Linked DNA regions of Homo sapiens: region 2 is linked to region 1. Evidence: read pairs that join two places in POLR2A ChIA-PET (ENCODE). Cell type or tissue: Panc1. All regions are shown on one strand. Each heading gives the region's core, and the rest is flanking DNA. Links, peaks and the distances in the headings are about the cores only. Region 1 holds the start of LOC105369386 (a long non-coding RNA gene). Region 2 holds the start of KCNE3 (potassium voltage-gated channel subfamily E regulatory subunit 3).

Region 1 (15,281 bases), core at 4,707-12,706:
TCCCAGGCTCAAGTGATCCGCCCACCTCAGTCTCCTGTGTATATCAGACTACAGGCATGCACCACCATGCCCAGCTAATTTTTTTTTGTAGAGATGGGGTCTTGCCACACTGTCCAGGCTGGTCTCGAACTCCTGAGCTCAGGCTATCCTCCTGCCTCAGCCTCCCAGAAGTGCTGGGATTACAGGCATGAGCCATCATGCCCGGCTTAATTTTTTAAATTTAATTTTTAAATTTTTTATAAAGAGAGGGTCTCACTATGTTACGCAAGCTGGTCTTGAACTCCAGGAGCTATCCTCCCACTTTGGCCTCCCAAAGCACTGGGATTACAGGTATGAGCCACCATGCCCAGCACGCTGCATGAAATTTTTAGAACAGACAAAATTATAGAGACAGCAGGTCAGTGGTTGCTTAGGGCTAAGGGGTGAGGTAGGGATTGACTGTATAAGTGGAGAATATAAGGCACAAGGAAACTTTGGGGATGATGGAAGTGTTCTAAGATTGGATTTGGGTGATGGTTACGCAACTATAAATTTACTAAAATTCACCTGACTGTATACTTAAAATGGGTAAATTTTATGGTATGTAAATTATTTATCAATCAAGTTATTAAAATAAAGCAGTAGCGGGGCCATGGAAGGAATTTTACCTGAGGTTGGGGGGTGGTGGTCAAGGTCAGTTTAGCATTTAGAACCATCTTTTTTTTTGAGATGGAGTCTCGCTGTGTCGCCCAGGCTGGAGTGTAGTGACGTGATCTCGGCTCACCGCAATGTTCGTCTCCCAGGCTCAAGCCATTCTCCTGCCTCAGCCTCCCAAGTAGCTGGAATTACAGGCATGTGCCACCATGCCTAGCTAATTTTTGTATTTTTAGTAGAGATGGAGTTTCGCCATGTTGGTGAGGCTGGTCTTGAACTCTTGACCTCAAGTGATCCGCCCACCTTGGCCTCCCAAAGTGCTAGAATTACAGGCGTGAGCCACCGCGCCTGGCCCAGAACCATATTTCTAGTGGTGAGTATGGAGAACAGACTGGAAGAGGTGGAAATGGAGACAGAAAGACCAGTGGGGAGGCTGAAAGATGGCCGGGCCTGTGCTCAGCGAGGGGCAGTAAGGATGGGAGTAGACTTGGCACCTGCTGTTGGACAGGTGATCTGTGAGAAATGTGGTTCCCGGGGATGGTCACAGAGGGAGACCAGCTTCCTGGAGGAGGAAATACCTCGTGAAAGTGCCCAGCAGACCGGACGCGGTGGCTCATACCTGTAATCCTAGCATTTTGGGAGGCCGAGGCAGGTGGATCACCTGAGGTCAGGAGTTCGAGACCAGCCTGGCCAACATGGCAAAACCCTGTCTCTACTAAAAATACAAAAAATTAGCTGGGCGTGGTGGTGGTGCACACTTATAATCCCAACTACTCGGGGGCCTGAGGCAGGAGAATTGCTTGAACCCAGGCGGCGGAGGTTGCAGTGAGCTGAGATCACGCCGCTTCACTCCAGCCTGGGCTAAAGAGCGAGACTCTGTATCAAAAAAAAAAAAAAAAAGAAAGAAAGTGCCCAGCAGATGGACGTTCCCTTTGTCTGGCCTAATGGGGTTCTCAAAGGCCAAGATGTATCGACAGAGGCAGAGGATATATTTCTGGGTATGAATCAGCTCTGAGAACAATGGGGGGTGGGGGCAGCTCATCAGAAACCCAACTCTCCAGGATGAAAAATGAAGGCATTCCTTACTGACCTGCTATCCCATACTTCCCAGCCTCTTCTAGCCACACCACAGTCCGGTGGCTCATTTATGTCCTGGCCATGTCTGTGCCAGGCTCCAGCTGGAACAGGGACCAGTGATGAATTAGACATGGGCCTGGCCTTCAGGAGCTCACAGCAAACTCAGTGAGAGAGATGTGTAAGGTATGGATGCCTCTTTAATTTTTTTAGCAACAGGTGCCAAAGTATCCTGAGAAGAAATTAGGATAATCTATGAAAAACTACCCTATAGCCTCTTGGAACTTGGGTAGAGAAAGGGTGGGATTGTGTTGCATGAGACAAGGGAGGTTTACACACACATATACACACACACACACGCACGCACACATACACATGCATGCACACACATTCACACACACATGCATGCACACACGCAACACATGCATGCACACACACACGCATGCACACACATGCATGCATGCACACACACACACACACACACATATATGCATGCACACATGTGTTCCTAACAAGGAGAAGGGGGAAGACTAAAATACCCTGGGCTGGGAAGCTGGCTGAAACAAGGGAATTTTGGAGAGGAGAGACCTCAGGTGGGAAATCTTAGGTGTAAATTGTGGGAACTGTGCAGTGTACCCCTTCCCCCACACTCCTCACATCCTTAGTACACTGCCCAAATCCCCAAATGCCTGATGGGATTGCATATTTCATGGAAATCAGGAGCTGAAACAGAATCTTGCCCAGCCAGATGAGAAGCAGCAGCACCATCTGGACTGTGTTTAATCAGCAGGAGGCCATGAGACAAATGCCAGGAAGGAGGCTCTCAAGCTTCCAGACATAAAGGAATGGAGCAGAGTCAAGGGCAGTATTTCAGGCTGCAGCAGAAGCAGGAAGCGAAGACATGTGGCTGTGATAGCAGGTGTGTGCTGTTGGATGATGCTGGCGCTACTGCAGTTTGACATTGCTGAAGAGGAAGGTGGAAGAAGGACCAGACCCTGAAGAGCCTTGAACGCTCCCGTCTTCTCTACTAAGAAACTGAGACTTGCCGGACACGGTGGCTCACACCTGTAATCCCAGCACTTTGGGAGGCTGAAGTGGGCAGATCATTTGAGGTCAGGAGTTTGAGACCAGCCTGACCCACACGATGAAACCCTATCTCTACTAAAAATACAAAAAAAATTAGCCAGGCATGGTGTCATGCACCTATAGTCCCAGCTACTCAGAAGGCTGAGGGAGGAGACTCCCTTGAACCTGGGAGGTGGAGGTTGCAGTGAGTTGAGATCGTGCCACTGCAGTCCAGCCTGGGTGACAGAGTGAGACTCCATTAAGGAAGGAAGGAGGGAAGGAGGGAGGGAGGCAGGGAGGGAGGGAGGGAGGGAGGGAAGGAATGAAGGAAGGAATGAATGAAGGAAGGAAGGAAGGAAGGAAGGAGAGAGAGAGAGAGAGACTTTATTCTAAAATCAACAGAGAACCACCAAAGGGTTTTAAGCAGGGAGTAACATCATCAGATCTGTGTTTCAGAAACATCATCCTGGCCAGGTGCAGTGGCTCACACCTGTAATCCCAGCACTTTGGGAGGCCGAGGCAGGTGGATCATGAGGTCAAGAGATCGAAACCATCTTGGCCCACATGGTGAAACTCCGTCTCTATTAAAAATATAAAAATTAGCTGGGTGTGGTTGTGGGCACCTGTAGCCCCAGCTAATCGGGAGGCTTAGGCAGGAGAATCGCTTGAACCCAGGAGGCAGAGGTTGCAGTGAGCCGAGATCGCACCACTGCACTCCAGCCTGGCGACAGAGCGAGAATCTGTCTCAAAAAAAAAAAAAAAAAAAGAAAAGAAAAGAAACATCATCCTAGAACTTGTGTTAAAGATGAACCAGGGCCAGGGAGGGCGGATTGGAGGAGAGATGAAGCTAGAAAAGATGAGGACGAGCAGGCATTTCCTTTATTAGTAGAAAAACAACTTAAAAAGAAAAGACTGATGATAGGAGGGCCTGAAATAGGGCAGGTACAGGGACAGCAGAGGGGTGGTGGAGGCATCATAGAGCAAGGGAAAATGAGGGAAGTTAGTTGGGGAAGTCCACTATCTGATTTTGCCTTAAGAAGAAAATATTGAAAGGTAAGATACTTTAAATTGGTCAACCCCAAACATATGGAATGTTTACTAAAGTACTGTGTGTCAAGGTTGTACGTAGGAACACGTGAAGCCTCCCTGTGGGGTCTAGCAGCAGGGCTCTTTGCAGCCCTCAAGCCTGTTTAGGACCTGGGCTCGTTGCCTCTCTGTCCTCATTTCTGATCATTGGGTCTTTGAAGGAAGCTGGATTTCCCCATTAGCTTATCTATAATGCTCACTTGATAACAGACAATAGTCATTGCAGTGGTGCAAGGAAAAGTAGACAACACCTTCCACAAACAATATTCTGTAACTCAACAAAAAGGACTATAGAGCAGAACAATATTTAATTCAATTTCATCCACCCATCCATCTATTCACCAGGCATTCAGTTTCCAGCCAATAAATATTTGCTAAGGGCCTGTCCATTCCAGTTTTAGCCAAGCAGGGTGCTGGGAACCAGGGATGAAAAGGCCTTTGAAGAATTCCATGTCCCCTCCTGCAGATTCCAGCCTTCAGTTCCTCCAGTCAGGCCTCCCTGACTGACAACACTCTAGACGGAGCAGACCCCACAATGCCTGGCATGCCTTTTCCTAACACAAACGTCCACCACCACCTCCTAGCCCTGTGGCTTAGACAGACATGCTATGAAGCTCACGACCATCCTCAACTCCTTCCACCTCTCCATTTCCATGTATTTAATTGGCCAGAGTTGTCCTCACCTTCTATCTTCAGTTCTTCTCACTCTTCATTCCTTAAATTACTGAACTCTGGCTTTTGTGCCTGTCACTCTTCTAGCTGACGGAGACCAAATTCAATGCATTCCTTTTTTTTTTTTTTCCTGCGATGGAGTCTCGCTCTTTAGCCCAGGCTGGAGTGAAGTGGCATGATCTCGGCTCACTGTAACCTCCGCCTCCTGGGTTCAAGCAATTCTCCTGCCTCAGCCTCCCGAGTAGTTGGGATTATAGGTGCCCACCGCCACACTCAGCTAATATTTGTTTTTTTGTTTGTTTGTTTGTTTGTTTTTGAGACGGAGTCTTGCCCTGTTGCCCAGGATGTAGTGCAATGGCGCAATCTCGGTTCACTGCAACCTCCGCCTCCCGGTTCAAGCAATTCTCCTGCCTCAGCCTCCCGAATAGCTGGGATTACAGGCGCCCGCCACCACACCCAGCTAATTTTTGTATTTTTACTAGAGACGCGTTTTCACCATGTTGGCCAGGATGGTCTCGAACTCCTGACTTCGTGATCTACTTGCCTCAGCCTCCCAAAGTGCTGAGATTGCAGGCGTGAGCCACTGCTCCCAGCCTAATTTTTGTATTTTTAGTAGAGAGGGGTTTCACCATGTTGCTCAGGCTGATCTTGAACTCCTGACCTCAGGTGATCCACTTGCCTCGGCTTCCCAAAGTGCTGGGATTACAGGCATAAGCCACCGCATCTGGCCAACATGGTCTTTTAACTGTTTGTTAACTTATCTGTCTCCAACCTGGGCCATATGTCTCTTGTATACTATTGTATCTCATATATATAGTGAAGTCTAAGAAGAAACTCAGTGAACAAGTGAGGAATGAATGAATGAGCACTTGTCCAAGAGGACCTGTCCACGGGCTGCTTAGTATCCTGAAAAAATTTTGATAATCTGAAATTTTAAAAAAACCTAAAACTGAAATAAGTTGAGCAAATTGGACTGGACCATTTAGGAATTACAAAATGGGGAACTGTTGAGAAAATCTGTAGTTAGTCATGGGCCAAAAGCTGGAAGTGGTAGTTGAGATGAGCCATGGCAACAATGGCTGTGTTTACACTAAAATTATGAGGAAACAAAAACTGTGGTTAAGCAGAGAAGAAAACAGAGCAGTCATACAGAAAGAAGCAATTAGGTCAAAAGACAATGAGGCAAAGAGAGCAGCTCACTCCATCCAGACTGTGTCTGGAACAGCCCTTGCCCTTCTTTACCTGACATGAAAGCTGAGACCATGTGACAGCTCCTCAGGAAGCCTCCCTGACCAGCAGTGTTTGGGGGCAGAAACCAATGTTCTCTGAAAAAATGATCATATGCTTCTTTCTAGCCCTGAATGCCAACCCCACCTGACACACATTGTAAGAATTCAGAGGCCAGGTGCGGTGGCTCACGCCTATAATCCTAGCACTTTGGGAGGCCAAGGTGGGCGATCACCAGGTCAGGAGTTCGAGACCAGCCTGGCCAATATGGTGAAACACCAGCTCTACTAAAAATACAAAAATTAGCCCGGCATAGTGGCGGGCGCCTGTAATCCCAGCTACTCGGGAGGCTGAGGCAGGATAATTGCTTGAACCCAGGAGGCGGAGGTTGCAGTGAGCCAAGATCACGACACTGCACTCCAGCCTGGGTGACAGAGGGAGACTCTGTTTCACAACAAACAAAAAAACAAAAAATTCAGAAATGATGTGCTTAAGACAAAATTGCCCATAGCCAGTTTCCAGTTATCTTCACTTTTAGCATCACTACTCCAAGCACTCTCCCAGCCCCCAAGGGAAGGGAGAAAGGAAAAAATTTATACAAAGCATATGCAAGGTGGGGATGGAAGGTCCTCCTGCTCTTTTTCTGAATGTCTGAGGCAGCAAAGGTAGAGATGTGAACCTCTGGTGAGCGAGCTGAGGAATAAACAGGCTGGGATGTGAGTGTGGCTGGGAGCATGACGGGGTGGTATAGGTATAGAACAGGAAAACCAGTATCACAGTGTCCTCTTGGCTCACCCACTTAGTTTTGGTAACTGAGGGACTTTACATTGATTTTTATAGCACTGATAAGGTGTTTTAGAACAAGCACCTGCAGGCTTATCTCACTGTCCTTGAGCTCCTACGTCACCAGCTGTCATGAGCGTGATGTGTCCTGGCCTGGCCTGGCCTGGGTAGCTATACATTCCACAAGACAGTCTATGTAAGATACACATGTTCTCATAAAAGTTTATGACAACTTTAAAAAATGCTTTTATTTTTGAGATGGGGTCTTGCTTTGTCACCCAAGCTGGAGTGCAGTGGCATGATCATAGCTCACTGCAGCCTTGACGTCCTGGGCTCAAGTGATCCTCCTGCCTCAGCCTCCCGAGTAGCTAGGACTACAGGCACAAGCCACCACACCTGGCTATTTTTTTCTTTTTCTTTTTTTGTAGAGATGGGGTTGCCCTGTGTTGCCTAGGCTGGTCTCAAACTCCTGGACTCATGCGATCCTCCCACCTCAGCCTCCCAAAGTGTTGGGATTACAGGCATGAGCCACCATGCCTGGCCTAAACAACTTTTTGAAAAAGAAGAAATACAGGCTTGTGATGTATTGTTAAAAGTTGTAACAAAGACAGCACTCTGGCCACGTGTGGTGGTTTACGCCTGTAATCCCAGAACTCTGGGAGGACAAGGTGGGTGGATCACTTGAGGCCGGGAGTTTGAGACAAGCCTGGCCAACATGGTGAAACCCTGTCTCTACCAAAAATACAAAAATTATCCAGGCGTGGTGGTACACACTTGTTGTTCCAGCTACTCAGGAGGTTGAGTTATGAGAATTGCTTGAACCCAGGAGGTAGAGGTTGCAGTGACCCAAGATTGCACCACTGTACTCCAGCCTGGCAAAAAAAAAGACAGCACTCTGATTTCATTTCTTATATATTGCACCAAATGAAAGGAAGGATTACGTGGTATATATCCCTGGTATCCAGGTCCAAAGTCTTTCCCTGATTTCCTCTGATCTTTGGGCTAGGTGAGCTGCCTCCTCCAGGTTCTTGTGGCACACTGTGATTTCCTCACACTGTATTGCTCTTTACCCTATACAGACTGTAAACTCCCAGAGATGAAGACCATGCTGTGTCCCGATTAATCACATAGAGCCTGGTATACAAGAGGCCTGTAGCAATGTTTGTTGAATGAATGAATGAATGAATGAATGAGTGATCTAATTACTAAATACATCTGTGTCAACAAGAAATATGTTGGTGTTAAGATTACTTCTTTTTTTGTTTTGTGTTTGATACAGGGTCTCACTGTGTTGCCCAGGCTGGAGTGCAGTGGCAGGATCTTGGCTCACTGCAACCTCCACCTGCTGGGTTCAAGCGATCCTCCCTCCTCAGCCTCCCAAGTAGCTGGGATTACAAGAGTGAGCCACCACACCTGGCTAATGTTTGTATTTTTTAGTAGAGACAGGGTTTTGCCATGTTGTCCAGGCTGGTCTTAAACTCCTGGCCTCAAGTGATCCTCCTGCCTTGGCTTCCCCAAGTGCTGGGATTATAGGCATAAACCACCGAGCCTGGTCTTAAGATTACTTTAATCTTATACTCCTTAGTTGACCTGTTACCCTGCTTGGAAAACGTTACCCCCAATAAACCTGTAGTATCCCTGAAGGCTAGCCAACTGATAGGGTTCCTAAGTTGCCCCCAAGGGCTTCCTTTCCTGTCCAGAGGCCTGGCCTCCTTCCCTCCTCTGAGTTTGGGGATCCTGCCTGCATATAGGTTGATTGCTCATCACCCTGCCCCAATATTGAGCCCTGTCTAGATTTCCCACTCCATGCCCTGTCAGAATCATTAGACTGTCTGATGCAATTATTTCTGGGATGAAGCGGGGATGACGAAGAAGACAGAGGAGGGTCAGCCTTCTACTTCTGACACCTATCTTAGGTTCTTTTTTGAGGCATGGAGGCTGAGGTGGTTCGGTCCTATGGTTCCCACTGCTGGTGGCACCTGACACCAACATCCCCAACAGTTTTGTCTGACCTCTCTTTTCGCTAGAAAATGCTTTGGCTGATTGATTATTCTGGCTTCTGGAGAACTGCTTTTGTTCTCAACATGAGGCACATATGGTAAGCCTCATCCTTAAGGAATAAGGAGTGAGTTGTTGTTTTTTTTTTTTTTTAAAGTGACATTTAAGATGTTGTAAGTAGGAATGGTGGTGCTAGTCCTTTCTGGAGATTGCCTTTTACATTTTATTTTTTTTGAAATGGAGTCTTACTCTGTTGCCCAGAGGGGAGTGCAATGGCAGGATTTAGGCTCACTGCAGCCTCCGCCTCCCGGGTTCAAGCGATTCTCCTGCCTCAGCTTCCCGAGTAGCTGGGATTATAGGCGCCTGCCACCACACCCAGCTAATTTTTGTATTTTTAGTAGAGACAGGGTTTCTCCATGTTGGTCAGGCTGGTCTCAAACTCCCGACCTCAGGCGATCCGCCCACCTCGGCCTCCCAAAGTGCTGGGATTATAGGCATGAGCCACCTCGCTCAGCCGCCTTTTACATTTTAAATAGGGAAACATTACAGAGAACTGGAATAAAAAGAGTTAATTTGACATTGCTAAATGCTCCATTTTTTTCAAAATGAAAATATGTTCATTCTTTTCTGATTATAAAAATGATACAGACTCTTGGCCAGGCGCGATGGCTCACGCCTATAATCCCAGCACTTTGGGAGGCTGAGGTGGGCGGATTGCCTGAGGTCGGGAGTTCGAGACCAGCCTGACCAACATGGAGAAACCCTGTCTCTACTAAAAATACAAAATTAGCTGGGTGTAGTGGCACATGCCTGTAATCCCAGCTACTCAGGAGGCTGAGGCAGGAGAATCACTTGAACCCGGGAGGCGGAGGTTGCGGTAAGCCGAGATCGTGCCATTGCATTCCAGCCTGGGCAACAAGAGTGAAACTCCATCTCAAAAAAATAAATAAATAAAAATGATATGGACTCTTGTTAAAATTTCCAAACACATATAAGAAAAAATAGATATAAAGAAGAGAACAAAAATCAGCCAAATGCTATCGTGTAAAGATAACCACGGTGTTGAGAACATGGGCTTTGGGCATACCTGGGCTGGAAACACATCTTTACCACTTACTACCTATGTGGTTTGGGATAAGTTACTTAATTTCTCTGAGCTCCAGTTTCTTCATCTGTACAATAGGGATAATAATTTAAGCTAAGTGACATCTATAAAATACAGATAATAGTAGGTAAGTAATAATACTTACTTTATTGGTCGTTCCAAAGATTAAATGAAAATATTCAAGTAAAAGGCCTAGCATCGTGCCTACATATGCAGTGAATGGTAATTCATAGTGAACACTCTGAGGTCTCCTTTTTTCTCAGTCCTATATTTTTCCCCTTAAATCTCACTGCTTTTAGTGTAATTACACGTAAGTCAGGACAGGCGCCGTGGCTCACGCCTGTAATCCCAGCACTTTGGAGGCCGAGGCAGATGGATCACCTGAGGTCAGGAGTTCAAGACCAGCCTGGACAACATGGTGAAACCCCATCTCTACTAAAAATATAAAAATTAGCCAGGCATGGTGGCAGGTGCCTGTAATCCCAGCTACTCAGGAGGCCGAGGCAGGAGGACTGCCTGAGCCCAGGAGGCGGAGGTTGCAGCTAGCCAAGATCATGCCACTGCACTCCAGCCTGGGCAAGAGAGTGAGACTCTGTCTCAAAACACCAACCAACCAAACAAACAAACAAAAAAACTAAATCAGTAAACATTTATTAAGAAGCTATTAGACACTGGTGGTGGTGTTGTCATTATTATTATTATATTAGGATGAGGCTAGTTGTAAAGTGCTACTTAGTTATTTGTTTAAGCAAACCTTGTCTTAGAACTTACATGGAATTGTTTTCTACTAACTCTTCCCATTAACAACATAAAATTGATCTCAAATTTGGGTCCTTTTTTGGTGAAGGGATAATTGAATCTAACAGGATTGGCTGAGGATTAAATAAGCCACTCTAGGCAAGGTACTCAAAACACGGTATGTGCTCAATAAATGATAGTTATTATCATCCAAGCAATGTATACAACCTAAAAGACTCTTCATCTGGGATTCATGGCAGTAAAAGTACAGAGGAGTTCTCTTTTCTGGTTTACTTTTGACCCTAAAATGAAGCCTTCAGGCATTATCTAGATAAAATACTAATCTCCTGGACACAGTCCTAGGTTTCTTCACTGGCATTTGCTAGCTGTAGTTCCCTTCTAAATCTAATCAAAGGTCTATACTCCCCTCAAACTTCCCTTACCTCCAACACCTGACTCAAAAACTTTCAAGATTAACTTTTATTTGCCTGGACTCTATGTTGTCATATGATGTGATACTCAACATATCCAATTTGTTACTTGGTTTCTACTGAAAGTAATTCTCACTTGACTGATGTGCACAGGAATCCCAAAATTCTGCAATAAAATGTGTTAGAGTTCACTGTACTTATTATTGGTTTTATATGTACAGTTGTAAACTAATAATGAGATGGCAAAACACAGTGTTTAAGATCATGGATGCTGTAGCCAGATTGCCTGGGTTATACTTCTAGCTGTGTTGCTTTGTGACCTTGGGCAAGTTATTTAACCTCTCTGTGACAGAGTTTACTTTTCTGAATAAAGGGAATAATAACATGCTTTACTTTCTAGGGTTGTTACAGAGATTAGATGGGTTAATATTTGTAAAGCACTTGGAATGGAGCCTGTCATGTAGTCAGTGGTATATAAGTGTTTGTTATATAATAATAGTTGCCATTTATGGAGCACTTAATTATCTCCAAGGCACAGAACATGTTACTTTCAACCCTCTCAATCATGCAAGGTAGATAAATTATTTACAGTGATGCACGAGAGCTGGTTGATGCACTTGCTTATGAGAGCTGAATGTTAAATTTTCAGAAAGTTTGCAAGTCAGTTAAACAGAGCCATTACTGAAAATTAAATTATATAAATGTACAATCAAATTATATTAAACACAAGACAATATTCAAATTTCATCACTTCCTAAGTGTTTTACTACTATCTATGCTCTTTTTCATTTGTGTTTTTCTTTTATAGAGAGACAGGTCTCACTATGTTTCCTAAGCTGGACTCGAACTCCTGGGATCAAGGGATGCTCCTGTCTTTGCCTCCCAAAGTACTGAGATTACAGATGTGAGTCACTGTGCCTGGCCTATCTATGCTCTTGAGGTTATTTATGTTTATTGTGTCTGTATGATGGAAATAATGGTGTGATACTGTGCATCTCTTCCTAACTCTGCATTCTATGGCATCAATATCTGTAGCTTGAATTCTGCTATGTGGAGTATTTATACCACAGAAGTGCAACCACTTCAAATCAGGGCTTTTTTTATTTAGCAAGTTGGTTATTACACATTTATCTGTACATCGCTGGATATTATTATCTCTCTTCTTTTAAGATGATAAAAGAAGTTAAATGATTTGCCTAAAGCCACACTGCTAGTAAGTGGTAAAGCTGGAATTCAGGCCCAGATGTTTGTTTGTTTGTTTGTTTGCTTTCTTGCTTCTCACAAGAAACATTGTTTCCAAAGCCCATATGCTTTTCATTCAATTACGCTCCAAATTGGAAAAGGAAAAATCAAACTGGATAGGCCTTAGACACAGAAACAGAAAAGCTATCTCTTCTCTTCCCCCTCCAGCTCTCCTGCCCTTAACCCAACCCCCAGCCTACCCAATCCTGTGCAGAGCTGTAGTCATTCCTTTCTAGTCCCATTATCCCAACCCAGACTTGGAGATACCTTTCATTATTTATCTTGATTTGATAATCCAATTACTGCCTTGCTTTGCACCACTTTTGCCCATTATCCCTTCTTCCCAGAATCTCCTTTCTATTGTCCAAGGTTAAGATTAAACCCATTCTTTCTAATACCTCTACCTATTTTCTATTTTCCTAGTTTGAAAAGACTTGACACTGTAGTTAAGATTCCTCAAATAATTTCCTTAAACTTTTGATTCACGCAAACATCCATATAGAAAACTATACATATCAAAAGTATATACCTCAAATCATTTTCACAAACTCAACACACCATGCAACCAGCACCAAGATCAAGAATATTACCTTCATCTCAAAAGCCTCCTCATACTCCCTTCCAGTTTCTACCCTCCCAAGGGTAACCACTAATCCAGCTAAGTCATTCAACCCTAATATTGGCAGGTCCATTGGGTTGGGCTGGGCACTCTAAACAGTGTGGTTGATATAGGAGTTAAGAAGAAATCACTTAGGCAGATAGTAAGGGTATAGAAGTCCATGGTAAGGCTTTTCTTTTTCATGAAAAGCAGCCCCAAATCATTTTCTAACAAAGACCAGCCTGTAAAGTTGAGCTTCAGACATAGACAAGCAAGCTGGGAGCTTGCACGGGTGAATGTGGGCAGGAACTAGGGACTAGACATGTTCAAGATGGCGACTCCATCATCCCTTCTCTGCCAGCCACATGTACAGTAAGGAGCAGACAAGATGGTGCCAGCCAAGGAGAGTTCATTTGCATCATAAGATCAGGGTGGGGATACCAGCCTTCACCCCTGGGCTATGTAAATGTCACACCTGATCGAAACAATCTGTGAGCCCTACATAAATCAGACACCGCCTCCTCAAGCTGGACTATAAAGTCCAGCGCATCTGCCACCATGATCACTAGGAGACCCCTCTCTCTATATATAAAGAGAACTGTTTCTCTTTCTCTTCTGCCTATTAAACCTCCGCTCCTAAACTCTTCGTGTGTGTTAGTGTCCTAAATTTTCCTGGTGCCAGACTACCAACCCCAGGGTATATAGCCCAGACAATGTAGCCACCTCATTGTCATCTGCTCCATTTGGCATAGGGATAAGTATCAAGACTCTTCCCTAGCTAATTATCTTGACTTACTTCCCACTCCTGTGGAGCACTGACAAGAGGCCTGAGTTCTGATCCCACAGCAACCACCTAATAATCCTGGAAAAATCTATTTCTCTCTGAGCCGCAACAATCCAGTCTCTAAAATATGGACAATGGCCAGGCACAGTGGGTCACACCTGTAATCCCAGCAGTTTGGGAGGCCGAAGTGGGCGGATCACTTGAGGTCAGAAATTTAAGACCAGCCTGACCAACAAGGCGAAACCCCCTCTCTACTAAAAATACAGTTGGGTGTGGTGGTGCATACCTGTGATCCCAGCTACTCAGGAGGTGGAGGCATGAGAATCGCATGAACCTGGGAGGCAGAGGTTGCAGTGAGTGGAGATCATGCCACTGCACTCCACCCTGGGCGACAGATCAAGACTCCATCTCAAAAAATAAAACAAAATAAATAAACAGGCTGGGCACGGTGGCTCACACCTATAATCCCAGCACTTTGGGAGGCTGAGGTGGGCGGATTGCCTGAGGTCGGGAGTTCGAGGCCAGCCTGACCAACATGGAGAAACCCTGTCTCTACTAAAAATACAAAATTAGCTGGGCATGGTGGTGCATGCCTGTAATCCCAGCTACTCGAGAAGCTGAGGCAGGAGAATCGCTTGAACCCGGGAGGCAGAGGTTGCAGTGAGCAGAGATTGCGCCATTGCACTCCAGCCTGGGCAACAGGAGCAAAACTCCGTCTCAAAATAAATAAATAAATAATAAAATAAAATATGGACAATATAATACATTTGCAGCATTGCTATGAGGACTAAATGAAATATTGCTCTTAAAGTACCTGGTATAGTAGGTCTGGTATATAATAACGTAATAGTCAACGATCATAGATTTTATTGTGTGCAGGTACTGCATGAGAGTTTTATGTATATTATCTCATTTGTAACTGGCCAAATAGAATTATTTGATTTTCTCATCTGCTTCCAGTCTTTCACGTCTCAGTCAAGGGCATCACCATTTACCTAAAGATTTATGTTCCATATCTAGGTATTTTCCTTGATTCCTGTTTTTTCCACACTCCACTCGTGTAATTCATCAGCAGGTTTTGCCGACTCTAAAACAAAACTCAAGTCACTCAGTTCTCTCAATTTCCACTACCACTACTCTATTTTAAAAAATGTATTGGTTTGGCGTTGTGGCTTACGCCTGTAATCCCAGCACTTTGGGAGGCCAAGGCAGGTGGATCACCTGAGGTCAGGAGTTCGAGACCAGCCTGGCCAACATGGCGAAACCCCCTCTCTACTAGAACTACAACAAAATTAGCCGGGTGTGGTGGCGCATGCCAGTAATCCCAGCAACTTGGGAGGCAGAGGCAGGAGAATCACTTGAACCCGGGAGGCAGAGGTTACAGTGAGCCGAGATCGCGCCATTGCACTCCAACCTGGGGAACAAGAGCAAAACTCTGTCTCAAAAAAAAAAAAAATTATTATTTTTTGAGACAGGGTCTCACTCTGTCACCCAGGCTGTATGCAGTGGCATGATCAAGTGCTCACTGCAACCTCTACCTCCTGGGCTCAATCCATCCTCCCACTTCAGAACTGGGACCACAGACCACAGACCACAGGCTCGTGCCACCATGGCTTTTTTTTTTTTTTTTTTTAGTAGGGACGGAGTTTCAGTATGTTGCTCAGGCTGGTCTCGAACTCCTGGGGCTCAAGTGATCCACTTGCCTTGGCCTCCCAAAGTGCTGGGATTATAGGTGTGAGCTACTGTGCCTGGCACTGCTACCCTATTTTATTTTATTTATTTATTTTGAGGGGGGTCTCACTCTGTTTCCCAGGCTGGAGTGCAGTGGCACCATCTCAGCTCACC
Region 2 (15,281 bases), core at 4,003-12,002, 110 kb before region 1:
CACTCCAGGTCTCCTAGCCTCAGAAGCAGCCAGGAGGTTCTTATTATTCTTCTTGATTCCCAGGAACCTCACCTTCTCCAGAAGCCTTCCTGTTTCCTACCCTCTATGATCATTCCCGCAGTCCCTTATCATTGAGGGGTACCATTCTGTAGTCCTGTAGCTGGTGGAGAACACATCAGAGGGGGAATCAGGAGACCTGGGTTCCTGCCCCTACTAGGCCAACACGTCTAGCCGTGCGTTTTGGTTAAGTAACTTTATCACTCTAAGTCTATATCCCTCTAGGCCTCATTTTCCTCATCAGTAAGATGGAGTTTCTTGTCTTGCTTCCCTCTTAGAAGGTATTTTGAGCACTCGCACATTAAGTTTATGGATGTGCTTTGAGACGTATAGACTGAGTGAGGGATGGAGAAGGTGATGGTTATCATCTCAAGGAGTCAAGAAAATCTGAAAGCAGCTTCTAGGCCCCCAGCATGGGTCTTCCTCCATCAGGAACAGACAAAGTGGACGGATGCAAGGAAATAAGGAGGAGCTCACACGTTTACAACATGCCTTTGTAGGTGAAGTGGAGAGAGCCCTGGGCTAGGACTGAGGAAACTTGGGTTCTAATTCTGTTTGGTCTCTGTTGTAACCTTAGGTAAATCATCTCCCCTGGGGCATCAGTTTCCCTATATGCAAATTAGTGGAGAGGATTTTAGGAGGGATACTCTGGTGGGCTTTCACGCAAGAACTAAACTCATTTATTTTCGAGATAAGAGACTCTGAGGTCCAATCCCCCTTTCCCCTTCTGTCCCATGGGGTATGCAGGCAACAGGAGCAGGAGGCCCGTTTTACAAATGGTGGCCCAGGAAAAGCGAGCACAAGGCGCAGAGCTGAGGGATGACTGCCCGGGTTTACACAGCCTGTAAACTAGAACTCAAGTCTCCCGACTCCCAGCCTCGACCTATGTTACTGGCAGCAGAAGATGCTTTTGGGAGTCACCAGGTTTCCCGGGACTAGGTCAGACAGGGTGAAGGACACAGTGAGGTGTAGAGGGAATGGGCAAGTCAGCTCCGCAGAGCCGGTGGCTCCAGCCAAATGAGACTGTGCTGGGTCCTGAAATGTCGTTTCTGCGTGTGCACTGGCTGCCAGCTGCAAGTGTTCGCTTGCACGTCTGTGGGTGTGGAGGAACTTTTCTTGTGGCCGTCTTGAGGGCTGGGAATAACGGCGCAAGTCCCCACGGTTTCCAGACGGGGCGCGCAGAGCCCAGCTCCCTACTCCCACATGCTGCTCCACGATCACTGCGCTCGGGAGGATCGGGGAGGATCCGGGAGGACTAGCTTGGTATTTGCAGCGCCCACCCCTCCCCCACTCCCCCTCGGTTCCACAGTCTCACGGAGAGCGCGCCGTGGCCCTTGGAAGGGAGGCGGGAAGACCCCTCATTTCCACCCCAGGCCGCAGCTCAGCCTTCCCAGCTGGGTGGGTGCCTTACCTGCCTCTCAGCAAGGCTCCGGGGCGCCCGTTTGCTCGCTGGACACGGCGCCCTCTGACCGAGGGTGGCCCAAGCGCTGCGACCCTGTGCATTCCACCAGCCCCGTTCCACTCCGCGGGTGCCCAGCACCGCCCAGCGCGCTCTCTGGCTCTGGGCTCCCACCCGCGCTCGGCTCCCTTTTCCCTCCCCCGGGCGTCCCCTCCCCCTGCCCCGCCCGGGCCCCAGCACACCCACTTCTCCCCGGGCTGGCCTGGAGTGCCTCCGCCCAGCTCCTTGGCCTCCCCCGGCTGTGGGCTCCGACCCTTCCGTCCCCTGCAGCGCCTGCTTCCTGGACCAGAGACCGAAAGCCTCTCGCTCCGCTGGGCCTCAGCAAGCCCAGCATGAGGCCGATCTCCAGGAGTCGGTTTTGCTCCAGTGTGGCTGTGTGGTGGTGGGCGAGTCGCTGCCCCTCACTGGGCCTTGGCCTGGCTGTAAAGTTGGTACAGTTCCTCCATGCATTCTTCACAGGCTTATGGTTGAGGTCAGATGAGACCTTTGAGTCCAAAGTATTAAAACCAAAGGGTCAACAGCAAAATAATATGATTCTTACACAAACTCTTTTCCACACAGGACGCAGAGGCCCAGTTGGAGAAGGGATTTGCCCAGGTAGCAGAGCCCAGACCCAAAATCCACTACACACCCCTCTGTCTCTGAGTAGCACCAGCAAATGTTTCCTCCACCAAGCCTCAAAAGTTCGTGACAGTGCCTGACCAACTTGTGTTCAGCCGCACCTTACTCATCTCTGTCCCAGAACAGTTTATTTTCCCACCACCATGCCCTCACTCAAACTGTTGTTTCCTTGCTGGTGACATTGCAGGCTTCAGAGAACTGGGGCAGCCGGGGCAGCTGAGGAATAAGAGCCAGGAGGCTAGTGGCAGAGGAAGGGACAGTTGCAGAGAATTTCTCCGGGGGACCCTGTGGGGTGCCCTTTTACCAGCTCACTGCCTCAGAATAATTAATAACAGCCTCAGGCCAGCTCTTTCACTCCCTTGCAAAGGTCTGCTCCAGGATATCTGAAGCACATACTCTCAATTACAGAATCCCAGAATATATCTAAGAAGTGCTATCGTTTTAAAAAGACCTACTACAAGGTGGGTATATTGTATATTGTATACAATATACAAGGTGGGTATATTGTACCCACCTTGTTTTGACCCTACTATTCCTTTTTCTCAGTCTGGAGATCACCTCTCAGAAAAGTCATCCTAATCACCTAAGCATGCAATCTCAGTTTCCTTCCTTCCTTCCTTTCTTTCTTCCTTCCTTCCTTCCTTCCTTCCTTCCTTCCTTCCTTTAGACAGGATCTCACTGTGTCACCCAGGCTGGAGTGCAGTGGAGTGATTATGGCTCACAGCAGCCTTGAACTCCTGGGCTCAGGTGATCCTCCTCCCTTAACCTCCTGAGTAACTGGGACACACCACTATGTCTGGCTAATTTTTGTATTTTATAGAAATTGGGTTACTCCATGTTGCCCAGGCTGATCTCGAACTCCTGGGCTCAAGTGACCTGCACACCTCCACCTCCCAAAGTTCTGGGATTACAGGCATGAACCACTGTGCCCATCCTGCAACCTCAGTTTTCAATCTGCCTAAGAATCCCCTGGGGAGCTTGTTTTACTAAGTAGACTTTTGGGCTCCACTCCAGAGGTTCTAATTCAGGAAATCTGGAGTAGAGCCTAGAAATCAGCATTTTCAAACAAGATTTCCAAATGACTCTGATGCAAATGGTTCTTGAGACTAGCCATGAGGAAGCAGTCCTGGCTTGGTCAGGGTTCTTTCTCAGATCCTGCCCACGGCCTTGCATTTACTCTGTAGGACTGTCTATGACAGTTATAGAAAGTAACCATTTGTCCACCCCATCTGCTAGGTTGTGAGTTCTTTGAAGATAGGGATTGTCTTTTGTTCTAATAAAATCTTAGAACCAAAGTCTTAGAATCATATCATCTTAGGGTTCTGGAATGTAAATTGGAAGAACTCTCAAGAGTTTCCTAGTCAAATCCCTCATGAGCCTAACAGATTCTCCCATTTCTTTATTTTTGGAAACATATCACCCAGGCTGGAGTGCAGTGGTGTGATCTCAGCTTACTGCAAACTCTGCCTCCCAGGTTCAAACAATTCTTGTGCCTCAGCCTCCTGAGTAGCTGGAATTACAGGTGTACCACCACACCCAGCTAATTTTTGTATTTTTAGTAGAGACGGGGTTTTGCCATGTTAGCCAGGCTGGTCTCGAACACTTGACCTCAAGTAATCTGCCCGCCTTGGCCTCCCGAAGTGTTGGGATTACAGGTGTGAGCCACCACACTCTGCCTCTATTTCATTTTTGAAATGAGGCTATCCAGCTTCTCTTGCACACCTCTAGGGAGCTCAATGCCTGCAAGGCAGCCAGACAGCTCTGATTGTTAGGATGTTCTCACATTTTAACAAAAACTGCTTCCTGTTGACTTCTACCCTTTGGTCCTTGCACCCATTGGAGACATGAAATAGAAGTCTGATCTGTGTTCCCTTTTACAGTCTTTCAAGAATTTAAGGTCGGCCAGGAGCAGTGGCTCATGCCTGTAATCCCAACACTTTGGGAGGCTGAGGTGGGTGGATCACTTGAGCTCAGGAGTTCAAGACCAACCTGGATAACATAGTGGGACTTCATTTCTACAAAAAATAAAAAAATTAGTTGGGCATGATGCTATGTGCCTGTAGTACCAGCTACTTGAGAGGCTGAGGTGGGAGGATTGCTTGAGCCCAGGAGGTTGAGGCTGCAGTGAGCCAAGATTGTGCCACTGCACTCACTACAGCCTAGACAACAAAGTGAGACCCTATCTCAAGAAAAAAAAAATTTGCTGGGCGTGGTGACTCACGTCTGTAATCCCAGCACTTTGGGAGGTGGCGGATCACGACGTCAGGAGTTCAAGACCAGCTTGCTCAATATGGTGAAACTCCGTCTCTACTAAAGATTAAAAAAAAAAAATTAGCTGGGTGTGGTGGCATGCACCTGTAATCCCAGCTACTTGGGAAGCTGAGGCAGAAGAATCGCCTGAACCTGGGAGGCAGAGGTTGCAGTGAGCTGAGATTGCGCCACTGCACTCCAGCCTGGGTGACAGAGCAAGACTCTGTCTCAAAGAAAAAAAAAAAAAGAATTTAAGGTCTATCCTCTACTCCCCCTTCTCTGGGGTGAGGATAAGGCAGCAACCATGTCAGGGAAGGCAGCTGGCCATTGGAAAGGGGGCTGAGCTGCCTCATGTTCCCCACCTGTGCCCTGGAGCCTTGCCAGCAGGCTTAGATGAAGTGATGCGTTTAATATGCCTGGAGCCGGGCCTAGCATGAGGCATAGGCTTAATAAATGGCAGCTTCTATTGTCACTGGATGAGAAAGAGCAGGAGGAAACAGAGTTCCTGTCTCTGGGGATCTCTAGTCTGACAGGGACTTCAAGGAGCTCCCTAATCCAAAGACATTGGAGACATGGCCCTGACCCTGGGAAGATGGGGGAGTGGGGTGGATGGAATTTGAGGGTAGGATGAGCTGATTGAAGGGATGAGGGGAAGACTCACCTAGAGACATGCCACAAACAAGTCTTGGCTTAAATGTTACCTTCTTGGTGAGGCCTTCCCTGAGCATCCAATCTATAAATGCTAATTCCTCCCTTCTCCTGCCTCCCTACCTCCATCCCCTGCCTTGTTTTTCAGTAACACCTTAACAGATGATTCTGATATATTTCACTTACTTAAAAAAAAAAGTCTTTTGTTGTTGTTCTTGCTGCATCTTCAACTGAGGCCCACAGCTCCCGCTGCCCTCAGCCCTATCTTAGAGCTCTCCCTGAGTCTGGATTCCTGTAACCACCTCCTTCTCTTTCCTCTTCAGTCCTAGGGGTGGTAGTGATGCCCAGGTGCTTTCAGCTCCAGGATACCTCACAACCCCTGTGGTTTCCCCACTCCCTGCCCATCTCTGAATAGAGCCTTCTTGAATTATCCATATGAGATGGCCATCTTCTTCCTGAAGGACCTGGCTGGCACAGAAGCCCACTTTCTCTGCTCCTACAGCCCCTCGGGCTTTCCTCTCACACAGCACTTACCATTCTGTGTTACAATTGTCTCCTCTATTGGTTGACTCCACACCTAGAACATAAATTCATTGAGGGCACTAAGCCATTCCCAGCACCAAGCCTAGCACAGAGGAGATCTTAGTAAAAATTTGTTGAATATATGAGTGAGTGAATAATGGTCATGAGAGGGAAGATCCCTAGGAATTATGTTATCAGAGAAAGCTTCCAAGAAGAGATAGAACCTGAGAGAGCCTCAAAGGTCAGTAGGAGACTTTTTCAACCTCTGGGCCAAACCTTTCCTCTGAGCATCGAACTCCCATATCCAACAACCTCCCTGATGTCTCTGTTTGGATAATGTGGGGACTGGGACTCTTGACTTCTTTCCCTTTCACTTTCCTATGTCTCAGTCAATGGCACCATCATCCATCCAGTTCCCTGTTTGTTTTCTTCATAGAACTCAACCCAATCTTCTGTTTATCTGTTTGGGGCCTGCCTTTCCCATTGGACTGGAAGCGCTATGAGAACAGAGACCAGTTGTTTCTTTTCCACCTTGGTATCCCTTGAGTTACATCTTGATTTTTCAGTAACGCCTAACCAGATGACTCTGATATATTTGATGTTCCTAACTTAAGGTCTAGGAAGTGGGGGGAAAATGTTGAGAGGTAGGGTGAGTGTGGATGGTACCTGTCAACAGTTTCAGAAGACTGGGTCACCAGGGGGAAATGCAGTGTGACTCACAGAGGAAGTTTCACAGTCACATCAAGTTACTTTATTCTATTATTCATGAGGAGCCCGTGTCTGTGCCTTCAGGGTCTTATCTCCTCCTGGCTTGTCAGTTTGGTCCTTAATCCCTTGCATTCCCCAAATCTGAAATGCTACAGCCCAGAAATCAGCTCGTTCCCTCTTCTCTATCCCCTCTTCTTCTCTCTCTTCCAAATCCCTCTCTAAGGGGAGTGCTACATCCTTCTCACTGATGTGTTTATGAGGTGTCTGAAGATGTGCGTCTCATTCTGATTCCAACAGCAAATATTCATCTTTGGCGGAACTACTTGTCCTCTCTGGACCTGTTTCCCTCTCTGCACAGGATGGTGTGAGACTGTCTCATCTCTAGGGCTCCTGCCAGATCTGACCTTCTTCAAAACTCAGCCTTGTGGGGAGGGTCAGGCACCACACCACAGTTCTTAGCTTGGACAGGTATGGTGGCTCTTCATAGTTGCAAAAGCATCTTCACTCTTGCTGTCTCATTGGGTCCTTTGGAGTCTAGACTGGAGTTCAAACAGTGGACTTGCCTCTAACTACATGAATTTGGGCAATTTCTTTTTCTGAAACTCAGTTTCCTTTTCTGAAAACAGGGTCAGTAATACATCCCTGTGGATTTGTTATTTGCTGCAAATATTGTGCTTAGAACAGCTCTGGACCCTCGTGAGTTGGGCTGGAGAGAGGCAAGTGAGGGGCCGGGCACGGTGGCTCATGCCTGTAATCCCGGCACTTTGGGAGGCTGAGGCGGGTGGATTACCTGAGGTCAGGAGTTCAAGACCAGACTGGCCAACATGGTGAAACCTATCTCTATTAAAAATACAAAAAATTAGCCAGGCGTGGTGGCGGGCACCTGTAATCCTAGCTACTTGGGAGGCTGAGGCAGGAGAATTGCTCAATCCCAGGAAGTGAAGGTAGCAGTGAGCCGAGATCATGCCATTGAACTCCAGCCTGGGCGACAGAGCAAGGCTCTGTCTCAGGGGAAAAAAAAAAAAAAAAAAAAAAGATAGGCAAGTGAGGTGGAATTGAGCTGAATACCAATAACTCAATAACTCCTCCCAGGTTCCCAGCATTTTGCAGGGCTTAGCATACCCCGTCCATCCTCTAACTGTGGATTAGGGCTGTGCGTCACCAGGGTCCAGGTAGGAAACAGATGGCACCCTGAAAATGGGTAATTCAGAGTGTGGCGAGGGCTTAGGAAATCAAGACAAAATAGTGCAGTATGTCTGGCTAGCAACAGTGAGGATGAAAACTACCTGGGCTGACAGGGCAAGGGGAGGAAGGGGTTACTGGAACTCAGAGAGGGCAGTGGTGGGGAGGGCATCTCGGCTGGAGCTGTGGCCTTTGGTAGAGGCTAACCTCTCGCAGGGAGAGAGCCAGGGGAACAAGCACCTTTCCCTCTCTCCCCTCCCATCCTGTGGTCTTCTACCACTGCCTCCTGTTGGCTCAACCCAGTTGGAAGCTCCAGAGTCAGGCGGCCTACTGTGGGTGGAGAAGGGTGGTGAACCCATGAAGGGACACGTGGAAGGATCCAGCACAGGCAGTGCATCTGTCAGATGAGTAGGGTCCTCCCCTGATCCTTTTCAGCGTGCTCCAGGCAAGGGGTGGGAGGAAGGAGTAGAAGAACTAAGGAATGTGGGTGGAGGATGCGAGCTTGGGTTTTCACCCCAGAAAGGAGCAGGAGGGGACAATCTCAGTTCCTCAAATATCCACATACTCTCTGTCATCTTCAGGCCTTTGCCTATGCTGTTCTCTCTGCCTGGAACATACTTCCTCCTGGGGCCGGCTAACTCACCCTTAGATGCTACTTCCTCCCGGAAATCTCCCCTGCCCTAAATTAGATGCCTTTGTCTGTGTCCCCTGACTGCTCCCATCCCACGTATCTCCCCTTTTTCATATGTATCATCCTTGTGTAAGTCCCTGTTCTTGGGCAGGGTACAGTCTGATATGGGAAGAATGGCCCTGACTGCATGGAAAATGTTGCTCTCACTGGGAGAGCCCCTAGTCCAAGAGGGAGCAATAGACGAAGCAGCCCCTGGGGGGATCAGAATGCTGTTTGGTTTTTGGTGCTTCTAATCTTCTACCTCCAAAGTCATCAATGTTTAGAAAACAAGCAACAGATGTGGGTGTCTTTACTGGAGGTCTGGCTGAACCTACAGAGAAGGAGGGATTCCCTAATTCTTCTTAGTGATAAGAGACCACCTGGATGGTGCTGACACAGGCACAAGCCAAGAAAGGGGTCAGCCAAGGATCATCGGCCCTGGGACCTGGGCCAAGTCACTGCCCCACTTTGAGCCTCTGTGTTCCTCACTTGCACAACAACAATCTTGGTCCTGCAAACCTTGCAGTGTTCCAAGGAGCAAATGGACTCACAGCTGAGAAGGCACTTTGAAAACCATGAAATGCTTATTATTGCCTTCCCCTCAGACCAGGAGCTCCTGGAAGGAGGGGCTGTACCTCAGATGTTATGCATATTTGTTATCCCACCTAAGTAAATAGGATAGTGTGGCAGCAAAACAAAACAAAAACAAAAAGTGTTGACACTGACTTAAGCTTTGTTTTTAGAAGAATGTGTTTGGGGCTATCTTGGATTCTCCCAGAAGCAGGCCCTGGGACATGGATTTGAGTACAAGTGGTTCATGTGTGACGTGATCCCAGGAAACACAATTAGAAGAGTGGTGAAGTAACACAGGAGTGAATGGAGCCTTTCATAAGGTGTACCCTTAGCAAGCTTAGCCCTGCTAGGGAACCCTAGAGGCCTGGGTAGAACACACATCCAGAGTTACCCCTCATTAGAGGCAAGGGGGCTAGGGGAGTCAGTCATTGGCTGAGGGCTGCTCGGGGGATATGAATTCTCCAGCATGTCCAGCCTGACACATGGGTTGACAGCCCCGGTCCCTCCAAAAGTCCTGAGAAAAAAGGTACAGATGCTGGCAGGTGGAAATAGACACTGAAATGTCTATTTCTCTTCTTCTTCTTCTTCTTTTTTTTTTTTTAAGACAGGGTCTCACTCTGTCACCCAGGCTCCAGGCTGGAGTGCAGTGGTGATGATCTTGGCTCATTGCAGCCTTCACTTCCTGGACTCAAGCAATCTTTTTGCCTCAGCTTCCCAAGTAGCTGGGACTACAAGTGTACGCCACCATGCCCGGCTAATTTTTGCATTTTTTGTAAAGACAGGCTTTTACTACGTTGCCCAGGCTGGTCTCAAACTCCTGAGCTCAAGTGATCCTCCTGCCTCGGCCTCCCAAAGTGCTGATATTACAGGATTGTGCCACTGTGCCCAGCCTGAAATGACTGTTTCTAACAGATATTTGAAATGGCACTGAAATGGAAGGGCCAGGCAAATATACATGGAGCACCTAAAACACCTGCTATAGTCTGGGGCAAGATAGGCACTTGAGTTCCCCAGATTAGCTTCACACTTCAGAGACTCTCATGCTTCTTATTCTGCCTGGAACACACCATGTCTTCTTATCTATCCCACAATTCTTATCTTCTGAAGCCATAGTGGACATCTGATGTCTTGGCCTTCCCAGAATTCCTTCTTTTGGGAATAGAACCTCTCTCTTCCTTTTGGGGAGTCACCCTTCCCTCTCTTGCTCTCAGCCCATATGGTTCAGGTGGGGCTAAGCCCCATCTGTTTGTTCCAAGAGGGTCATGACGCTCCTTGGAGTGATGATTTATCCAGAATCCTTCCTGGGCCTTAGGCTGAATGTATACGGAAGTAAGGGTGGCTAAGCTATAGAATCTAAGTGTGGTGTGACCAACAGCCATCTTTGGCACCACACAGGAGAGAGTGAAGCCAATTCTGAGGTCAGCAGAGCTAAGGAATAGAGGAAGAAAAACCAAGTCCTGATGCCATTGTTTGAGTCCCTGGATCAATCTGTGCCTGAAGTCTATCCACAGACTTTTCAGTTATGAGATCTAAAATATTCTCTTTTCACTTGAGCTAGTTTGAGCTGGGTTTCCTGTTACCTACAACCCAAAGTCCTCACTAATTCAGTGTCACTTTGAGCCTTTTCTGCCCTCATCCTCCCTTTTAAGACTTAGTACTTCTTTTATTTCCCCACAGTTCCCTATGCAAGCTTCTCTCAGTGTGTATAACACTTTACTGCATGTGTTTGTTTACAGGTGTGTCTTCTCTACAAGGCGGTGAGCTCCTTGAAGATGGACCAAGTTGGATCCATCTCTGTCCTCAGGGTCCAGCACAGGCTGGAACCTGGCCAGACCATACCATACATGTTATCTTCAAGCTGCATAGATTAAGGGCACATTAGCCAATTGGAGCCTATGGAGATGAGGGCAGTGGTGTGGGGTCTGGAAGCCATGAAGAACATAAGAATAAGGAATGTTTAACTTGAAGTAGAGACCACTTCTGAGACAATCCATTCTCTGATTCCACAGACTGTTTCTGGGTGCCTCCTCTGTGGGAGGCCCGGGACTGGGGGCTGAAAAGGCCATGGATGACACAGCTATAGTCCCTGCCTGGGGAGCTCACAGTCTGGTTGGGATCGGGCATGGAAACAAGGAACTATAATAGAGTGTGGTCAGTACCACTAGAAAGGGATGTAGGGCATGGCCAGGGAAGTCCTCTTAGTGCAGGGGGGCAGAATTATGACAATGTTGGTGGCACATTTTAGCTTTGAGGAGTAACTTTCTAACAATCAGAACTGTGCAAGAATGGAAGGCTGCCTCAGGAGGCAGTAAGTGTTCTGTGTCTGGAGGTGTGTGAGCAGGGCTGGGACAACCACTTAACAGACTGGATATATATTTTTTTCTTTTTTATCATTTTATTTTCAAATTGTCTATGTCTTTTAATGTTAAAGTACGTTTTTTGATAATAACATATAATTGCTTGCATTTATAAAAGGTCAGCAAATGCTGCCTTTTCATGAGAGTATTTAATCCATTTACATTAAATTAGTGTTTCATGTTTGGATTTATCTGTCATGGTGTTTGATTTCTATTTCTGTTTTCAGATTTTCATTTCTCTACCTTTAGTTGGAAAATTATTCTTATTCAATTTTATCTCCTATGTGAATTATCATTATTAATTTAATTTGTGTCACCGCTATTGAATTTCTGCTTATGTCCATTTGACTTATTTTTGGTGGTTGCTGTATAGATGCATACGCATCTTCTTTTTATCATAGCCTGCCTGCCAAAAATACTCTAGTACTTACGAATATAAGAATTTTGGCAGGGCATGGTACCTCATGCCTGCAATCCCAGCACTTTGGGAGGCCAAGGCAGGCGGATCACGAGGTCAGGAGTTTGAGGCCAGCCTGGCCAATATGGTGAAACCCCTTCTCTACTAAAACTACAAAAATTAGCTGGGTGTGGTGGCATGCACCTGTAGTCCCAGCTACGTTGGAGACTGAGACAAAAGAATCACTTGAACCAAGGAGGTAGAGGTTGCAGTGAGCTGAGATCACACCACTGCACACAAGCCTGGGCGACAGAGTGAGACTCCTTAAAAAAAAAAAAAAAAAAAAAGAATCTTAAAACTGTATACTTACTTCTTTTTTTTTTTTTTTTCCTGAGACAGAGTTTTGCTCTGTCACCCAGGCTGTAGTGCAATGGCGCAATCTCAGCTCACTACAACCTCTACCTCCTGGGTTCAAGAGATTCTCCTGCCTCAGCCTCCTGAGTAGCTGGGACTACAGGCATGTGCCACCACTCCCGGCTAATTTTTATATTTTTAGTAGAGATAGGGTTGGCCAGGCTGGTCTCAAACTCCTGACCTCAAGTGATACCCCACCTTGGCCTCCCAAAGTGCTGGGTTTATAGGCGTGAGCCACTATGCCCTGCCTTAAAACAGTATACTTCTAAATACCACCCTTCTATCTTCATGGTTATATACTTTACATTCATATATGCTATAAATTCCACATTATGTAGTATTATTTTGACTTTATGGTAGTTATGTTCTATAAAGTTGTTGAAATCATGAATACTGAACCATGGCTCCTAGAGGAAATAAAGAGTTAGGTTCCTGCTTGTCTCTGGTCACACCATTTTCTTTTTTCTTTTTGAGATGGAGTCTCACTGTGATGCCTAGGTTGGAGTGCAGTGGCGCCATCTCAGCTCACTGCAACCTCTGCCTCTCAGGTTCAAGCAATTCTCCCACCCCAGCCCCCCGAGTAGCTAGGATTACAGGTGCACACCACCACACCCGACTAATTTTTGTATTTTTAGTAGAGACGGGTTTTCACCATGTTGGCCAGGCTGGTCTCAAATTCCTGGCCTCAAGTGATGATCCGCCTGCCTTGGCCTCCCAAAGTGCTGGGATTACAGGCATGAGCCACTACGCCCGGCCTATTTTCATCTATTGAAAAATGTATATCCTTGTTTTATGTGTGTTTCCATTTAAAAACATCTTATTTCATATATATTGTTGATTCATTAACACTGAACTCACAGCCAACTGCACTATGAGTTGTGCCTGAACAAAGCTTACGTAACACATGTGTCTTTTCCATAAGGCCCATTATAGTTTTCTTGTGCAGCATTTCAGCACTACTATTGGGAACCATTTTAAATAGTGAAATTGCCATTGAAAAGCACAATTTTTAACAGACTGGATGTTGATGTTTATCAACAAAGAGGACCAATGTGGAGGCTGCAGGGAATTCCTCACAATAAGACAAGCCATTAAAGCTCTGCTTCCTTCTGTATGTCAGGTACTGGGATATTAAGACAAAAACAAAAATAAAAAAGAAACAATCTCTGGCTCACAGTAGAAAAGCTCACAGTTTACAGAAATTTTTAAAATGTAACACTATGGCCTGATACCAGTGTCTCTTGAACTAGAATAATGTACAGACCCCCCTTTGAAAGGAAAAAAAATTATTGGGTTACTCATTGTTGACTTAATCTAAATATGTTAAAATTTAAACTCAATATAAATTCCAATGTATGTAACTGTAAAAGCAAATCTTTTATATAAACAATTTTTATTCAGTACAAACATTGAATATGAACAAAACTAAAAAATGAATAAAATGCTAATAACAACACCGCTGCTGCTGCTGGTCATGATGAGTTCTTTTGAGCTCATCCTGTTGGTTTTGTAGAAATATTCTGGCTGGGTTAGGTGGCTCACGCCTGTGATCCCAGCACTTTGGGAGGCCAAAGTGGGTGGATCGTTTGAGCCCAGCAGTTTAAGACCAACCTTGACATGGCAAGACCCTGTCTCTATAAAAAATACAAAAATTAGCCGGGCATAGTGGCACGTGCCTGTAGTCCCAGCCACTCAGGAGGCTGAAGCGGGAGAATCACCCGAGCCCAGGAAGTCAAGGCTGCCGTGATACAGTGAGCCGTGATTGCGTCACTCACTGCACTGCAGCCTGGGTGAAAAAGTGAGACCCTATCTCTAAAAACAGAGAAAGATTCCATCTGGTAAGTGAAGGAGGGATGATAGAATCTAATAAGAGAATGCATCTAAGAAATGATCATTACAAAAAAGAGAGAGAAAAAAAAAAGCCTAGTATTACATCCCTCTTGCTGTAAGAACACACTACCACCTAGCAGGAGACATGAAAAAGAAAAAAAATCATACCTGAATCAGACCAAGCCTCAGGAGCTACCTTTCAGTGTTCAGGAAATAGAGGAGATAGAGAGACACATGAAATAATACCAGGAGGACACGATGAACAAAATCTGGACTGTGGAAAACTTGATAGGACAAACATCTGTTTCCTCAACAAATAACAAGAGGAGCAAAGATAAAAAGATGGAGGAGGAACTTACAGATAAAAAAAGACTTAAGAGACATTTGTGAGACACATGAACCAAATACAGTGTCCAGATCTTGTTTGGATCCTGATTTGAATAAAACAACTAAAAGTAAAGAAAAAAGCAATTGGAGAAATGTGAACATTAACTGAATATTTGTTGATATTGAAGAAGTATTTTCTACATGTGGTGATGATGTTGTGGTTAAAGAGTTTAAAAAGAGTCAGGTTTTTTTGTTTTTGAGACAGGGTCTGACTCTGTTGCCTAGGCTGGAGTGCAGTGGTGCAATCTCGGCTCACTGTAGCCTCGACCTCATGGGCTCAAGTGATCCTCCCATCTCAGCCTCCCGAGTAGCTGGAACTACAGATGTGCACCACCATGCCTGGCTAATTTTTGTATTTTTTTGTACAGACGAGGTTTCGCCATGTTGCCCAGGTTGGTGTCAAACTCCTGAGCTGAAGCAATCCACCCACCTTGGCCTCCCAAAGTGCTAGGATTATAGGCATGAGCCACCATGCCTAGCCAAGAGTATTTATCTTTTGGGAATACATACTGAAATATTTCTGAATGAAACAGTATATTTGTTATTCGCGTCACAATAATCCAGGGGGAGGCAGGAAGTGGGTACCAGTTTAGATAAACTTATCTGGCCATGAGCTGAGGATGGCTTTAGCTGCATGACGGTTCATTATTGTATGTTTAAAATATTTTATAATAAAAAGCTTTAAGGCCAAACACAACACCTGTAATCCCAGCGCTTTTGGAGGTGGAGGAAAGAGGATTGCTTAAGGCCAGAAGTTCAAGACCAGCCTGGCAAAATAGCCAGATTTCATCTCTACTTTGAAAAAAAAAACACAAAAAAAATTAGTTAGGCGTGGTGGCACATGCCTAGCTAGTCCTAGCTACTCAGGAGGCTGAGGTGGAAAGATCACTTTAGCCCAGAAGGTCAAGGCTGCAATGAGCCATTATCATGCTGCTGCACTCCAGCTTGGGTGACAGAGTGAGACCCTGTTTCAACAACAACAAAAAAAGTCTTTAAAAATAAAAAAAGACACTTGTCTTTCAAGTCGCCCACTTGGCCCTCTTCCAAGTGTACTTTCCTTCCTTTTGTTCCTGCTCTAAAGTTTTTTAACTTTCATTCCTGCTCTAAAACTTGCCTTGAAAAAAAAATGAAAAAGCTTTCTAAGGTGCTGGAAATTTAAAATGCAGGCATTACATCATTATATTGCTGACAGGAGTATAAATTGGT

Evidence for each region. ChIA-PET counts read pairs that join two places held together with the same protein. Peaks named below come from ENCODE experiments on the same cell type or tissue, not always from the same donor. Only the 100,000 strongest peaks of a DNase experiment are listed, where the experiment ranks them.
Region 2: POLR2A ChIA-PET joins it to region 1 with 12 read pairs; 3 of 35 experiments call an interaction of 5 or more read pairs at or near these places.

The regions. Positions count from the first base shown.
Region 1 is chr11:74,575,694-74,590,974 of GRCh38, forward strand. LOC105369386 (a long non-coding RNA gene) reads left to right here and starts at 289. Exons shown (of 3, transcript XR_950302.3): 1 at 289-330; 2 at 1,745-1,893; 3 at 2,428-2,687. RefSeq lists an enhancer at 5,827-5,876. In Panc1, for the core only: no CTCF peak of the experiment used is centred there; no DNase peak of the experiment used is centred there; H3K27ac peaks cover 288 bases.
Region 2 is chr11:74,465,930-74,481,210 of GRCh38, forward strand. KCNE3 (potassium voltage-gated channel subfamily E regulatory subunit 3) reads right to left here and starts at 1,620. Exons shown (of 3, transcript NM_005472.5): 1 at 1,469-1,620. In Panc1, for the core only: no CTCF peak of the experiment used is centred there; no DNase peak of the experiment used is centred there; H3K27me3 peaks cover 185 bases.